Linked DNA regions of Mus musculus: region 1 is linked to region 2. Evidence: chromatin loops called from intact Hi-C (ENCODE). Cell type or tissue: left cerebral cortex. All regions are shown on one strand.

Region 1 (8,000 bases), 220 kb after region 2:
TCTGTGCCTGTCCAGGCCTTAGACTTTGTATTTTCTGATTTTTGTTTTCTTGTTGTGACCTTCTTATTGTTGTTGTTTTCATTCCCACCTAAAGGAGAAATGTGACTCTGGCAGGGCATGGTCAATGCAGAGCACCTTTTCTATAGGACAGCTCAAAGAAAGAGGAGCCTTTCAAAGGAACTATTGAACTCACTTAAGGTACCGGCTATGGAAGGGAGCATGGCAGATGCTGTATGGAAATGGTCTGTAAAACTTTTCTTCTAATCAATGAAGCATATGGCATGATTTTTCTCTCCCTTTCTTATTCTCTCAAACCCTTTCTAGTTTCTAAGAGACTACTTCTTCACAATCCTCCGCCCCCCACTTTTTTTTTAAATCTCGGAATATATGACCTTTATAAAACAATTCAATCATTAATATCTATTAATATTTGTTACAGTTTCCCTCTAACGTGGAACAGTTCGTTGTGAAGAGGCTCTCAGTTAACATTCTATCTGTGCTCTTAAGTGTGCGAGTTTGTACAAGTGCCCTTTTGGAGGGCCAACAATTCCAATAGAGTTTGTTTTGCTCTGTAAATCAGGTTTGGATTTGCACAGGGAAAGTAATGCCAAGCTGTCCAAAGAGCCCCGCTCAGGTCTCCTCCTACCCCTTTTCTTCCACCTCCTCATATGCTTCTCTTCAGGTACGAAACTGAGGAGTGCATAATGTGCAACCAAAATGGCACTAGTGTTAGTTTTCCTTTGAAAGCAGTGTATTTCTAGAACTCGCTTGTCTAAAGTAGTCAACGCCTCTGTGAAGACTCAGCATATTTGATATCTATTGTATTATAGCTAGCTATACACATAGGCAGATTGACTATTTTTTAGTCCTGGTTTGTGTATCATTGAGCTATAGTAATTTGTTTTATCCATTTGTGGGATTAAACAGTATTGTTTAATGGTTGTAAACTTTTTATAAAACCACTTTGGGTTCCTTGTTTGACCCAAACATAATGTAAGTCTCAATGACAAAATACACAGAGCCAACCTGAGGTGAGTGAAAATATAACCCTTCCCGTTTTGTCCGCCTCTATAATGCATGTGCAATGCTTTATACAATATTCTCACTCGCATGAATGTACTTATGACTTCATGAGGTTTTTATTTGTTTCACCTATAATTGTGATGAAAATGCTGTGTTGTTGACAACAATGAACTGTAAACCCATTTATTGCATAAACTTTGTCTACTAATCACTGATGGCTCTTTCTTTAAGAACATCAGCAACAAGTAATTGTACACACAGACATGCACATTCCAATTCGTTCCTGAAATACTAAGCATATATCCTTTGGAGTTACCTGGTTAAATAAACAGTGGGGAAACAGATCCCCAGCCCCCATCCCAGAGTTCACCTGAACTTTACCAAAGTCTTCTAATTTTTGTGCGTTCCTTGTGGTTTTATGGATCAAACTCAAAGTCTTACAAATGCTAGGTAAGCGTTCTACCACTGAAGTACATCTTCAACCCTTAGCTTTTTGATGAGGAAAAGCCATGCTATGTACTCTAGACTGGCTTTGAACATCACATGCACGTGCGCGCACACACACACACAAAGTCTGTATACAGCCATGACCTCTCAGTTCTGATTTTGCCTTCCAAGAGCAGCTGGGACTATAGATGTGCTTGGAAAATTCACTTGGTTTTCTTTCCTTTTGAGACAAGATTTGTATATAGCCACTTATATAAAATTATATTTTACATATATATTTGTATATACATATATATTTGTATATAGCCACATATATAAAATATGGCATGTTTCAGAAAAACAGTTCATTCCCTAAATATTTATTGAGGACCTGTCATGTATCAGGCACTGTTCCACATTCTTAGGCAATAGCACCCAGTGTGGGATTCCAATGTTTTTGTTTTTCTTTTTTCCCAGAAAGCATTGTGTGTGTGTGTGTGTGTGTGTTTATAAAGTATATGGTGCATGCACGTGTGAGAGTATGCACCCACCTGTGTGTGCACATGTCGGGGCCAGGAAACCTCAAGGGTTTTCCATTATTGCTCTTCACCTTATTGCCCTGAGACAAGATATCCTACTAAACTGGAGTCTCAGCATTTTGGCTAAGCGGTCTGCCCAGACAGCTCTTAGAATGCAGCTGTCTGCCATTGCCTCCAGTGCTGGGATACAGCCGTGCCTGGACTCTTATGCAGGCACTGGGGATTCAAACTCAGGTCCTCAAGCACTCTTATCTACTGAGCCATTTTCCCAGATCCTGAAAAGCCATTTTCTAATCTCTCCTGTTACATATGAGGTAAATATCCTGCAGATTATGGCAAGGTTGTTTCAGTTAAGTACTGGAGTATGCCTGGAACCTGTGTCTTTCAGCATCCCAAACTCCACCTTGTAACAAAATAATCACATCTTGTTGAAGTTATAGTTCTGTTTTTTCCTCCCAACCCCACATTCCCAGAAATAAGATTCAAACTCAAAATATATTTACAAATATCTTGGCCATATAGCTAGGCTCTTCTCTTACTAGACTGTAACTAAAATGGCCCTGTTTTAACCTACATTCTACCACACGACTGCTTACCATGCTCAGGTACCTTATGTCCCTCTCCTCACACTTGCCCAGGCAGATCTTCCTGAGCCTGGCTCTAACCCAGAATCCTTTCTCCTCCCAGATGTTCCACCTTCCACTTCCTGCCTAAACCATAAGCCATAGGCCATAGGCTTTTTAATTGACAAGTGATGTATCCATACAGATCAGCATAACATCTATGTCAAAACCATACATTGTGACCTATTCCCAACCTTTTTGATTCATGTCAGGAGTGTCTAATTAGTTGCACTTCTAATATGAACCCAGATGATGTTCAAGAAAATACTGATCTACCAACCTAGCAACTGCTTTTTGGCCCCAGGTCAGTTACCTCTCATTTGTCTGTCTCAGTATCTCCATGCACTTAAAAAGCAGGCGACTAATCCAGGCAGTGGTGGTGCACGACATTAATCCCAGGACTTAGCGCCAGAAAAATCTGAGTTGGAGGCCAGTCTGGTCTACAGAGTGAATGCAGGACAGCCAAGAGCTCAGTTACACAGGGAAACGATCTCAAAAAAAATAGTTGGGGACTAGATTAGGGGTAAGGAAATCTGGAAAAAATAGGTAAAAAGTGTACATATATTGCGCGTGGGGGTGGATGTAGGGGCTACCATACCAGAACTATTATTTTCAAAAGTGTTTTCTAGTGGAAAAACTAATCTTTAAAAAGCAGTCTCATCTAAGTTCCCCAAACATGCAGTAAAGAACTCCTCTCAGGTAGACTAGAACTGAAAGCTTACTGGCACCATCCCACCAGACCACAATATATGAATCCTCATATTTCCAAGTTCCTTCTCCCGGTTTAATCTAGAAGTTCATTGAGAATCTTTCCAGCCTCAACTCTCCAATATGCCAGCAAACCTTTCTCATCGTGGGAAGAGAAGCACTGGGAAAAATCCTTTGTCTAACACAATGCACAGCTTGCTTTGTCAACACCTGCTTGGCTACATGGGAAGAGTCTGTTGTGCTGATGGATTCATGGAATTCTGACATCACTAAGGTAGTTCTTAAAGCTCCAAAGCCCACTGCAGGAATATATTGTGTCTTTTCTAGGCCAAAGGACAGAGAATGACAAAGTGTGACATATTTTAGCTTTCAATTCCAGTTTCTTGCTCACTAATAACTGGATATTCCTCCCTCTCCCTAGCTCCCGTCCTCACACAGCCCCAAGCCTCAGGTGTTCACCAGGCTCGACAGCCAGCTATGCCTCTTCTCTGGGCCCTGATGCCTTTACGTTGGCTTGCCCACATTACAGGGGAGCGGGATACTGAAATAAGTTTAAGGAGCCAGGCAGAAGATATACCTACAGTCTAGCTAGGAGAGAATCAGAATTGGTATACTTCAAAGGTCTCAGGATCCAACTTCTACTCAAGAGCCTTGTTACCATCTCACCATCTTTAGAATAGCCACATAGTAAAGGAAGAATTACACTGCCTTACCCCAACTTACACATCCCTCATCTCACAAACACCATGACAAAAATCTGTTTATTATTTTTCAAAACACAACAGAAAACGGGGGAAAAATCATTCAGATTTCCATTGTGGTAAAAAGCTGAATTAATAAGGCTGATCTGTCTCTCAGGTTGTCCAGTCTGTACCATGGGTGGATTCTGGACTGAGCTGTGCCAATGGCAGAGCTACATGGACACTGGCATCAGGACAGCCATCAGAAGAGCTGCAGGCCAGCTTTGAGCCCATGCATTTGTCCTTGGTTCCAGAGAAGGCCCTCCATGTTGCCGCTGCTGCTGCTACTGCTAGAGTTGGTATTGCTGCCACCACAACATAGGCTCAGAGTGCTGCAGAGAGAATGGGCAGTTGGTCAGGGACAGGGACAGCTCTAAACTCTGCAGGAGCTAAGGGAACTTGGCATGTATGTGCCTGTGGGAAGGGCCAACCTCCCGCCTGTCTTTATAAAGAAGAGCCAGGAGCTACTCTAACAAGTGATTTCAGATGAGAACCAGGGTGTGGCTCTGCCCCCAGCCTGCCCCCCCTCAAACCTTGAAGGGTGGAACTAAAATGAAGCATTATGCAGAACTGCAGTATAGAAACTAGGCTTGTAGAGCGGGGCCTCTAGAAAGTCCTACCCACGAAAATAAAGAGGCTGCCTCAGCAGGGCCTCTTTCCAAGGCCTAGAGCTTAGGGGCCCAAAGAAGACTTGGCTGGATCCCTCCCACATCTAATAACTAGTTAACAGCTCAAGGTGAGGCTTGGGATATAGAGATAAGATGTCCCAACCCCACTCCATATTTTAAGACTGCTTGAAGTACCCTCTGTCTCTAACCTGACTCAAATACACTCATGTCCCTGCTTCCTGTAGGTCAAAGGACTTTCCAACTAGATGTTCACTCACTCAGGCAGATGTATAGTTATACTACTGTAGTGGAAAAATGCTTAGAAGCACTCTAGTCCCACCCATTCCCATCACCCATAACTTCACAAACAAGGAAACGGAGATCCAGAGTTGAGTAAGAAATTATTTGCCCAAAGTCACATAGCCAAGTCAAGGGTGAGGCTGAGAAAAGAATTAAGGGTGGGCATTTCATCTGTCAACTACTAACGGCAGAGGGCTGACAAGCTGCGACAAGTCACCCGCTCTACCAGCAACACTTCCCCTTTATATCCGGGCACTCACTGGGCCAAGCTATGGTCAGGTTAGCTGGAAGAGAATGGAGCCTCTAACAATGAAATCTTGGAACAGTAACTTATTCACCTGAGGTAATTGTAATCTCTGAGGTTTACTGCCTCCATCTGCTAATCTAGGCCTAGTCCTAGAAGCTTCCAGCCTCGAAACAATCTTAGCTAGGCCTGGGATGTTTTCGGCCTCTGAGACTTACTGCTAAATCAGCTCCCCCTTTCTAGGGCTTTCTGAGCTCTGGCTGGCTGGTCAACTCAGCTGTTCTGGCTCAAAACTCCTCTCCATGCTGACTGATTCAATCTGGCTTCTCTCTAGACCTCTCCTGAATTCCTCTGCGTGGCCTCAAACTAACTCTAGCAATCTGTTCCAATCTTCTGGATCCTTCTCATTCTCTGGCTCAGTTTGTCTTTATGAAGGGTTAAAGGTGTGTGCTAATGGCTGAGCCGTACCACAACTAGAAACAGTTTTCTCAATACAATCTCAGGATTAACAGTGTGATCAAATATCCTGCAATACAATTCTACTTGTAACTGGCTTCCACAGCTACGTCCTTTATTCACCTGAGTCGAGGACACTTGGCTTCTAAAGCCTTCTCCCAGAAGGTTCGTGTACAAGGGAGTTCAGGTCATCTCTAGGGAATAAGCAAGCAGAACAGGAACGGACTCTCAATTCCAATGGCCTACAGACCAGGGCACGCACACACTTGCACACAAACTGCTCTCAACCTGGAAGGGATGTCAAATCATCTGTGTGGCGACTTCATCACCTCTCTACACTAGGGTAAAGAAATTCTAAGAGGCACTGGCTTATTTTCCCCACTTTGTTTCTTATTCAGAAGGTAGCAATCAAAGAGGTGAGAAATCCCACTGCCACAGGTACTCACCTACTTTTGGACTTCTGGGGTTCTAGCCGGTGCTCTATTACAGGTTGGTCCAAAAGATACATGGTGTCATAATTATCCAGCATAAGCTCTGCTGGGTCCTCAGTCTGGCCTGGTAGCCGGCCTAGAGGGAATGTACCCCATCGCACATCTTCTGTAGAACAGAGGAGAAAAGTCAAAATTATACTCACATTCAAAATTACACTCAGATTCCATCTTACCTCAGTCAGAATGGCAGAGATTACGAAAAGCAATAACAATAAATAAATGCTGGTAAGGATATAGAAAGGGAACTCTGATACGCTGCTGATAGGAATGTAAACCAGCCCAGCCACTGTAGAAGTCAGGATACAGGTTTCTCAAAACAAACAAACAAAAACCCCCAAACTCAGAGTACCTTTCTACCCAGGTAGACCACTCAAGAGTATTTACCCAAAGGACTCTATAATCAACACATCACACAAATATTTGCACATCAGTGCCTTATACAGCATTACTCATAGTAGATAAGTCATGGAACCAACATAGATATCCAAGAACAGAGGTGTGACTAATGAAAATGTGATATACATAAAAATCAAAGGTTTTTTTCAGCTCTTAGAAAGAAAATGGATGCAGCTGCAGAAAATCATTAAGTCTGCCAAGTCTCAGAAAGGCAAATATCATGCTTTATCTCATTTATGCTTTCTAGATCTTATAAAGATGCATATGTACTGTGTTAGGCATTAATGTAGAAATCTTAACTATCAAGGGAAATGAGGTGAACTAATGAATGAGGAGTTATGAAATGAGGATAAGGGGATATGGTGGGAATATGTTTAACATACAGTGTATACTTTCACGAAAACTTAAAAGATTAATTTTAAAATATCAAATAATGTTTACAGAAAAAAGTGGGTTGATAAGCTGGTTTTCCTACTAGTACACAGGCCCACCCCCATCTACCTACCCAGCCCTCTTAGCTAATTCAGCATGGGCTTTCTGCAGATCCCCTGGCTCTGTCCTCACTGGTACCACTTCTCAAAAACACCTCTTTGTACATCTTAGCACTTTGTACCTCTTAACCCTGGATACTTACACTATATACACATACACATAGCTAGACATATTTGTTCCTTCTTTCATTCATCTTAGGTAGATCGCCACATAAACATGGACATCTTCATATGTAGCAATGCATAAATTAATAGAAATCACAGAATTCTTACAGCATGCCTTCTCCATACCCACCAATACCGAGGATTCTGAGTGACTGAAATTGTTTATGCAGCTATACCCCCCTCCCCATAATGTGTTTGAATGCCATATTCTTTCTTAGTGGCCTTGTCCAAAGATACATACACACATACCTAAGGAAAGATACTGACTCAGGTAACATGCTCCCTAGACTCTGTACAAGGTTATCAGTCCCCCAAATGCACAGAAAGAACACCGCATATTCTACCCCACAAGGATATGCAGAAGAGCACACACATTCCATCCAATGAATGTCTCCTGCTCCACTTCCTGCCTCCTACAACTTATTTATAGGTGGAAACCCCAGATATCTTAATGTCATCATACATGTACACATGCACGCACGCACAGAGGGAGGGAAGAGAGGCACACACATGGATCTCATGGTTTTTAGTTGATTCTGCTTCCTCTTCAGAAAATATATACACTATGGCCTATTTGAGATTCTTTTCACAGCCCCAACTTTTCTCTTATACCCACATCTACCACCCCACCCCACAGACACAACTGTTCCCATACCAATTCCTCTCTTTTTTGCTATTTACAAAAACCCCAACTTCAGCCTTCCTTGCCCTAAGAGATTTTTTTTTGTCACTAAGTCATAATTTCCCTATCAGGTGTGGACAAACACACACACACACACACACAGTATGC
Region 2 (8,000 bases):
GTAATTCATATTATTGTTCCTCCTAAGAGGCTGCAAGCTCCTTCAGCTTCTTGTGTAGTTTCTCTAGCTCCTTCATTGGGGACCCTGTGCTCTGTCTAATGGATGCCTGTGAGCATCCACTTCTGTATTAGTCAGGCAGATTCTTATAGCCAAGCAGTGGATTGAGGTTGGGGATCCCCATGACTGAAGGAGCTGAGGATTGCAACCCCACAGGAAGAACAACAGTGTCAACTAACTGGGACCCCTCAGAGCTCCCAGAGACTGAGCAACCAACAAAGGAGCATACATGGGCTGGTCTGAGGTCCCTGGCATATGTGTAGCAAAGGACTGCCTTATTTGGCCTCATTGGGAGAGGATGCACTGCTTTATCCTCTGAAAACCTGATGCTCCAGGGAAGAGAGATGTTGGTGGGGTGAGGTAGGGATGGGTGGACATGTTGGGGAACACCCTCTCAGAGGAAGGGTGGGGGTGGGGTGAAGAACTAAGGGAGGGAGGACTAGGAAGGGGGAGACATTTAGAAAGTAAATAAATAATTCAATTAAAAAATAAGGGAAAAAGAATTCCTGCGAGTTTCATTGTTTTTTAAAGCTAAAGAATTAAATTTGGTAGTGAGTTTGAAAGGAAGCTAATAAAGTCACACATTTACAGTGAAGAATGGTTAAGGTTTAGAATGACAGCTAAGGACATTTTCTTGGGCAGAGACTTCCGTGACACTGGAAAAGGAAACTAAATATTTGGGGACATAAATTTGGGTCCAAAGGTCAGAGTGAGTTTCCTCAGAAGAGCTGGAATAAAAACAATCAACAGATGTGATGAACTATTACAAACACAGGGCTCAAATGGTTGGAATTCCAGGAACTACCCCAGTTTTGGAGACCCTTCACCTCACCTATCAAAATGAAATCATGTACACAATGAGATTGACCCTGAATATCTGGTAAGATTTGCCTTTGATATCTTATCATTCTGGTCTTCTTGAAAAGCTCTGTTGAGGAACTCTAACAAGAATCCTCATAGTCTTGGTGTTTGATCTTAGTCATTTTCCAGTCACTCACCTCTGTCTTGCTTCTTGGTCATATAGCCTCAGTTGCTCACGTCAGAATTGAGCCCATATCTCTGCCCTACTGCAATCCTCTACTGCAGTAGTCTTTCTTGAATAATTTCTCTTTTGTTGTTGCATTTTACCGTTTTTAAATGAGTAGCAGGATTTTTTCTTTAAAACTATAATTATCCCTCAGATAGAGAATTTTTCCCAAAATCTTTAATATGGCACACAGACATTGCACAATCTGTTTCAAATCTAGCTTGTCTGTACTCAACTCTATTACACAATTATTCTGTTCTGATCATAATATAGACAGAATATATTTAAGTCAAAACCTCTATGGCGGTTTGAGTGAGAATGTTCCTGTATGTTTGTGTATGGTGATGCTGTTTATGGAAATTTAGGAGGTGTAATCTTTATGGAGGAAGTATGTCACTGGAGGCGAGCATTGAAAAATTAAAAGACTCTATGGCACTTACACTTTCTCTGCTTCATGACTGTGGTTCAACATGTGACCTCTCAGACTGCTCCGCTAGCAGCCACACCTGCAGTTTGCTGTCATGCTTCCCTACCACCATAGATTCTAAACCCCAGGAACTGAATGCCCAAAATAAACTCCTCCCCCATAAATTTGTTTTGGTTATGTTATGGTGTTTTATCACACCATTAGAAAACTAATTAAAACACTCTCCTGCTTTTCACAGTCCACATCCTTTAGTTTCACTTTCACATACCTTTTAGTTTGCATGGAATTATGTCTTTTGACAATCTTCTATTCATCTGTTAACATGTAGAGCAGTGTTACCTCTAGCATAAATGTATATGTTTATGAGGAATTTCTTCTTAGTCACTTTGTACATCTACTGTGTCAACACAGGGTTTGTATATGAAGAAGGGTCATTGATTTGCAATTGTAAAGGTGAATAAAAAAGAAAGATGACTATTACTGCTTAGCTTTGTAGAGTACCTCATTAATGGACATAATGACCCTTTATATTTTCTCTAACATTGAAATTATTGATAAATGACTGCAGGTATTACAAATTCCCCATCTCTGGCATATTTACTCTTGTAAATGTGTATCTTCAAAGTTACTTTAGAACCTCATATTAAGCTGCAACCATCAGGAGTATGTGTGGTGTGACTCTGGAGATGTTTTACTATTCTTTTAGAATAAGTCAATTAGTTAAGCAAACATCTACCTCAAATCCCATCTTAAATTTCATCTTAAATTTGCAGTGACTTGAAGGCCAACCATCTGCATGTACTTTTTTGTGTTTATTCAATAAGAAAGTCTTCTTTCTTTACAAATGTGTATAGACACTTCTGTTTGTTGATAGGACTTACTTCTTTATCAATACAATAGATGCAGCTAGAGCATGTGACCAAAGGAAGGCAATTTAGTGTTTAGACACCACTGAAAATACAGTTTTTAAAATATTTACTGGCTCTCTGGTTGCCATAAAGTTTCATTTTAAATTTATAGTCCATTTGAAAATTATATCTTATTAACATTTTTAGGGCTTTGCAAAGGTTTTACATGGCATAGGCTTTTAAATAGTATCTAAAATGTATATTTCATTAGATTATCATTCAGTAGGGTATATTCTGTAAATATGCACATACTATTTATACATTGTATTATGTTCAGAATTAATTACATGTTTTTGTCTTATAATTACACATTACAGAAAAGTTAAGGCTGATTTTCAGAAGATCAATAGCCAGCAGAAAATGACACAAAATGTTTTATGTATAACCATTGTTTAAATGTCAGTTTTTAGTACTAGTCTTTTAACATTAATGAGTAGTTTTGGAAAGATCACTGGATGTTCATTAGTTCCTGGGCTCACACAGATTTCTTTTCCAGATGAAAATAGAAAATGTATGTAGGCATTTTATACACTTCAATCTGAGAATGTGTAAAACCTATCTACAGTTGGGTGACTAAGGTCTGGAATTAGAATGAAACCAGACTACTCTCGGAGGACTTTATTAAGCTAGAATGTTCAACTAGAGAGCAGGCACTTTGTCTTGTATTGTACAGAGTGATGAGCCATTGCAAATAGCTCCTTTTTTATTGAATGCTTACTCTGTGTCACAGTAGGTTATGTATGTTAAGTGCTTCACGTACTTTTTCTCTTCATCCTTATAAGTATTCAGAGTACTGTGTTTCTCATTTACAGTTGAAGAAACAGATTTAGAGAGGTTAGAAAAAGAACAGAAATACAAATTTGGCAGCAATTCCATTCTCCTGACCAGAGGCAAGTGAGAGTTGGGAGTTTTATAAAGATCACTCTGGTAAAGTACAAGAAAAGCCTGCAGGAAAACCATCCATAGTTCACATGCCTATCCAAGGATCTCATCCTAAGTCTCCAGGCCTCTCCATTTCAGAACATCTTGGACCTCTCCTCACGATTCTTTTACCCTGACGTTAGGGCCTGCCTAGGAAGTGGGGTTTTGTTCACTTTTTCTAGGTCGCAAACCAAACTCGTCCGAGATCAGACCGCGGCTCCAGTGGTCCCTGGCGGGGGTGGGGCGCATGCGCGCGGTTGCTAAGAAACGGCGATCCAGGCGCCGCGGTGGTAACTGCGCCGGGGCTGTGTGTGTAGGCAGCAGCGCCAGAGGAAGAGGAGCACGAGGATGCAGCTGCGACCGCGGCCCCAAGAGGGAGCAGCCACTGTTCTGTGGTCGCGGGGCCAAAGCAATTGGAATTAAGCCTGGGGGGTCCTGTTGCTGAGAGGACCGGGGCAGACGGTCCTGCCAGAAGCGCAGGCCTAGTATTCCGGGAGAGTTCGGTCTGCTGGGCGAAGGCCTGCCGCCTTTGCTTCCTCCTGGCCCTCCAAGTCGATGGTGGTGAAGTTGGTGGCCGCCAGGGGCACAAGCGCCAGGCTGGTTCTCTTGCACCCGGCGCTTATCTGGCCCTGCTTGAACAGCTGCGACGCCGCCTCCTCTCTTCCGCGGATCCCACCCTCAGCGGCGGGGGAGGGGGAAAGTTTTCCCCTCCGCAGGGGCTGCATGGTGCGAGGCGACAACAAGACCTTAGGAGAGTAGGGGTGAGTAGTGGCACCGCAGTCTCCTGGTGCTCAAGCTGTTTTCTGGTCTTAGGGTCTCTGGGGCCCCAGCAGGCCAATGAAGCTCTGCACTCTCATTCAGAAGCTTCTGACACCCTTCCTGCATCTGCTCGCGGGTAATTTCTTCCAGTTAGTTTTCCTTTTGAAAGCCGTCACTTTGTGATCTCAATCCTGGCTTCCAGAAACATAGTGTCAGTGATTAAGGCCTGGGGTTGCTTCTTAGATGCTGATGATTCTAAGTACAGTCGTGCACCTTCTTAGTCTCTGGTCTGGAAACAGATTCTTCTAGTGCCCTGTTCACATTTTACTCCTTGTTCTAACTGTGGCTCTGACTCTTGATCACGGGAGACAGCCTGACCTGACCTGAGGCTTGTCAAGAGCCCATCCTCCGCATTGCTGATGCTTCATGACGAAAGAATTGACCAGATAGCTTGAGTGGTACCTTACTTTGCAGTATTGTTTATACTCATGTGCAGTAGGCAAGCCATATGCCTAGCCCCTGATTCTTAGCATGTAAAGCTAGGCAGATATTAGTTATGTTAAATAATAGTGATAATAAGACAAAACTAGTGACATGTCCTATTTGACAACCAAAGTACCACCAAACTTGAGAAGTGGACAAAGTAAAATATTGACAATAGGGGAAACATTTTACAAAGTATTCTTCATCAAAAATGACTCACGTCTTCATTTAAAAATGTGTTGGTGAAACTTAGATACTCTTAATAAAAATAAAGATAGTTGTGACTTATTTGTTCTTCTTAAATTAGAGTATAAGGTATAGTTGAAAATAGTCAACTTCTCTCAAAAACATTTGGCCCAAGACACCCAAAGTGAGACTTTGGATACCATGATTAGATAAGGTTCTAAAGTTGCAAGGCGTTTTTCACAATTATTTTGAGGTGTGAGACTGTTACTTTAAAAGCAGATGTGAAAATTTACAGTTCCCAGTTGACCCTTTTCAAACGTGAACTCAATTTGAATTGATGTATAATTTTAATTGCAAGGTACTCCTGTGGGCTGACAACAAAAGATGGGTTCTTTTATTTCACTCTCTTCCATCCTGACAGTTTTAAGCCATTTCAGGTCTCTTATCTAAAAAGAAGTGGAGAAAAAGAAGCACATTGGTGGAAAAGCTAAATTTAGTTTTCGGTTACCTCTTTTAAGCTAGAGAACTTTAAAAAGTATATAGATGCTGTGTGTGATTAGGTAACTTTGGCTAGTGAATCTGTTAACACTTCCAGTTTCTTGATAGTTTTAGGGAAAATGTCTTATATGGATTGCTTTTGTGTTTGAGATGTTCCTGTGTTTAAAGTATAATACTAGGGGAAAAAATAGTTTTCTACCTCGATGTGAGTTATCTGCTATGCATTGGCAGACAGGCATGCTTCAGGAGCCTAGATTTCAAACTTAGAGGTCGTTTCTGTTTGCAAAAGGTCTTGATGAATTTTACTCCTAATTATTTGAAATACTATTACATCTAAAGGAAAAGAATTTGACAATAATGAATATGGTCAAGTAAGTACCACATAGCCTAGCATTCCCACAAACTGTCATAAACATATGGGAAAATGATATTTTGTTTTGCAAGTGCTGTTAAGGACTTGATCATTAAATTCTGGAATAAAGTTTGTTTTTGCTGGGTTTTATTTATTTTATTTTCAGAGATTTTTAATAAGTTTTCATTTTTTAGATTTTCACTCAGTGAACATCACTGTGGTAGGCAAGGAGAAGAGTAGATTAGACACAGGTTCCAGGGTCTGTTGGTGTTGCTTGAAGCAGAATATCTAGAAGCATGAGACACTGGATCTGGTTGCTGGTAACCAGTAATAGAAAAAATTTAAAAAGCCAACTGAAACAGTTCGAGGACTTCAATTGGGAGAGAAGCATACAGATAGGCTATATTAATCAAAACATAGAAAAGTACAGAAGAAGAGCTAAGGAAAAAAAAAATAAGAGTACAGGAAAATTACTGAAGTCTAGGGATTTCCTGAGAAGGCTTCATAGAAAAGTGACACTTTTTCTTCAAATTGTAGGCTTTGTTGGAAGGAGGAAACATTTATCATAAATTTATTAGATTAACTAAAGGAGAAAAGGATTATTTATAGCAGTTAACTTTCTTGACATGAGCAAACTTTTCTATGCTATATTTTAATTTAATAACAAATTAAATACTAATTACTTTATAATATACATGTTATACAAGTTAGTTTTAAAATAATCATCCTATTTTGGCACACATAAGAATGTTTTCTAAAAAGATACAAATAATTAAGTTCCCATACTTTATAAATGTACATATTTCACTGAATAGTAAATCACAGCTATAGTCAAAGTGTTTTATATAAAACTGGTACAATAAACACGACCTTGTATTATTAATATTCCCCAAAGGTTATTTCCAGATACATTCTATGAGCAAAATGAATTTTGATTGATTAGTTATATAACTTGGTTTATTATATACTACTGTGTACAATAAAGGGAAGGGCTGCATTATTATAGTCTTGAAATTAATACTGGTCAAAGTTCTAATATATTAATGTGTATGTTAATATTTAGCAAGTAACATATGTTTAAACTTCAATCAGAAATCTTTGTAAAACTTATTTTAGTGCATTTCTAATTTTTTTGCTACATTAAAAATTGGTTAACATGTTAACAGTCTCTAGGTTTTGGTCAGCTATTGTAAATTAATATTTTCATGCAGAAAAATAACAAACCACATAGCAATTACAAGATATCACTGATTTACTCTTAATTTCTTTTGCAAATTTTATTGCATTTGTAAAAATGCAATATGAATTCAGCAAAACTGTATTTTCATTATTAAAATACTATTTATTTTATTTTCTGTCTTTTATTTGTCAGACCACCACCATTACTACATCCTATCATAATAGACCACACATACTTGAAACCAAGGGTAAAGTTCCATCTTTAAATATTAAACAGCCATTTTAGACAACACATATTTTGTGATGGAACCTGAACATCATTTATCAAATGTGGTAGGGAAAGTTGTCATTTTGTATTATAAAACAGATAGGCCAGATAGCAATTGCTATAGAAATGAAGTAAAATGGATTATTTCAAGCTTTTAAAACCATTTTCTTAAGGAGACCTTCTACAATGGCAGACCTTGTTTATCTTCCTGGTCAGTCATCTGGAAGCAATTCCTCACAAAATTGGTTAACTTGCTTTCTACTTTGGAAAGAGAACCACCTTTTCCTATACATGCTTGCAGTCTTGCTTTAATGTTTATTGTAGAACTAAGTCCCTTTGATAGTTTAGGAAGAATTTTCTCCTCCTCCTCCTCCCCCCTCTTTCTACCTCCTTCTCCTTCTTATCATGGTGTTGATAGTTTTAAGTCTTTTCCATGCTGGTTTTAATTTTCTGCATTTTTAGTTGTTGTATCTTTTGGGGAAGGTGTTTCAAGACAGAGTCTGCAACCCTGACTGTCCTGGAACTCACTCTGTAGACCATGTTGGCCTGGAACTTAGATCCTCATGCTTCTGCCTCTCAGATGCTGGGCTTAAAGGCTTGCACCTCCAATGGCAGGCTAGTTGGAGAATCTTGTAGAGATTTCTTCTCTGGAACTTTGCCTCTTTGTAGTAGTTTGGTTTTGTCAACTTGGCACAATCTAGAGTAGTTTTTAAAGAGGGAACCTCAATTGAAAAAATGTCCCCACCAGATGAGCTTGTGGAGAGGTCTGTGGTGTATTTTCCTGATTGAAGATTGATATGGGAGGGCCCAGCCCATTGTGGGTGGTACCATCCCTATACTGGTAGTTCTGAGTGCTATGAGAAAGCAGGCTGAACGAGAATGGGAAGCAAGCCAGTAGGCAGCATTCCTTCATGACCTCTCTGCATCAGTTCCTG

What was found. A loop is a pair of places that touch in the nucleus more often than their neighbours do. Peaks named below come from ENCODE experiments on the same cell type or tissue, not always from the same donor. Only the 100,000 strongest peaks of a DNase experiment are listed, where the experiment ranks them.
Region 1: a loop joins it to region 2, with 2.0 times the contacts of the local background. A loop is called at or near these places in 1 of 42 quality-filtered maps.

The regions. Positions count from the first base shown.
Region 1 is chrX:95,931,259-95,939,258 of GRCm38, forward strand. Las1l (LAS1-like (S. cerevisiae)) reads right to left here. Exons shown (of 13, transcript NM_152822.3): 12 at 6,114-6,264; 13 at 4,055-4,391. The coding sequence ends at 4,262. It also overlaps a transcript of Zc3h12b not described here. Among named protein-coding and RNA genes, the nearest start is that of Las1l, 22 kb to the right of the region's middle. In left cerebral cortex, no CTCF peak of the experiment used is centred here; no DNase peak of the experiment used is centred here.
Region 2 is chrX:95,708,046-95,716,045 of GRCm38, forward strand. Zc3h12b (zinc finger CCCH-type containing 12B) reads left to right here and starts at 3,633. Exons shown (of 9, transcript NM_001034907.3): 1 at 3,633-4,101. In left cerebral cortex, CTCF peaks have their summits at 3,780 and 3,987; DNase peaks (open chromatin) are centred at 3,628, 3,950 and 4,343; H3K4me3 peaks cover 2,268 bases; H3K27ac peaks cover 892 bases.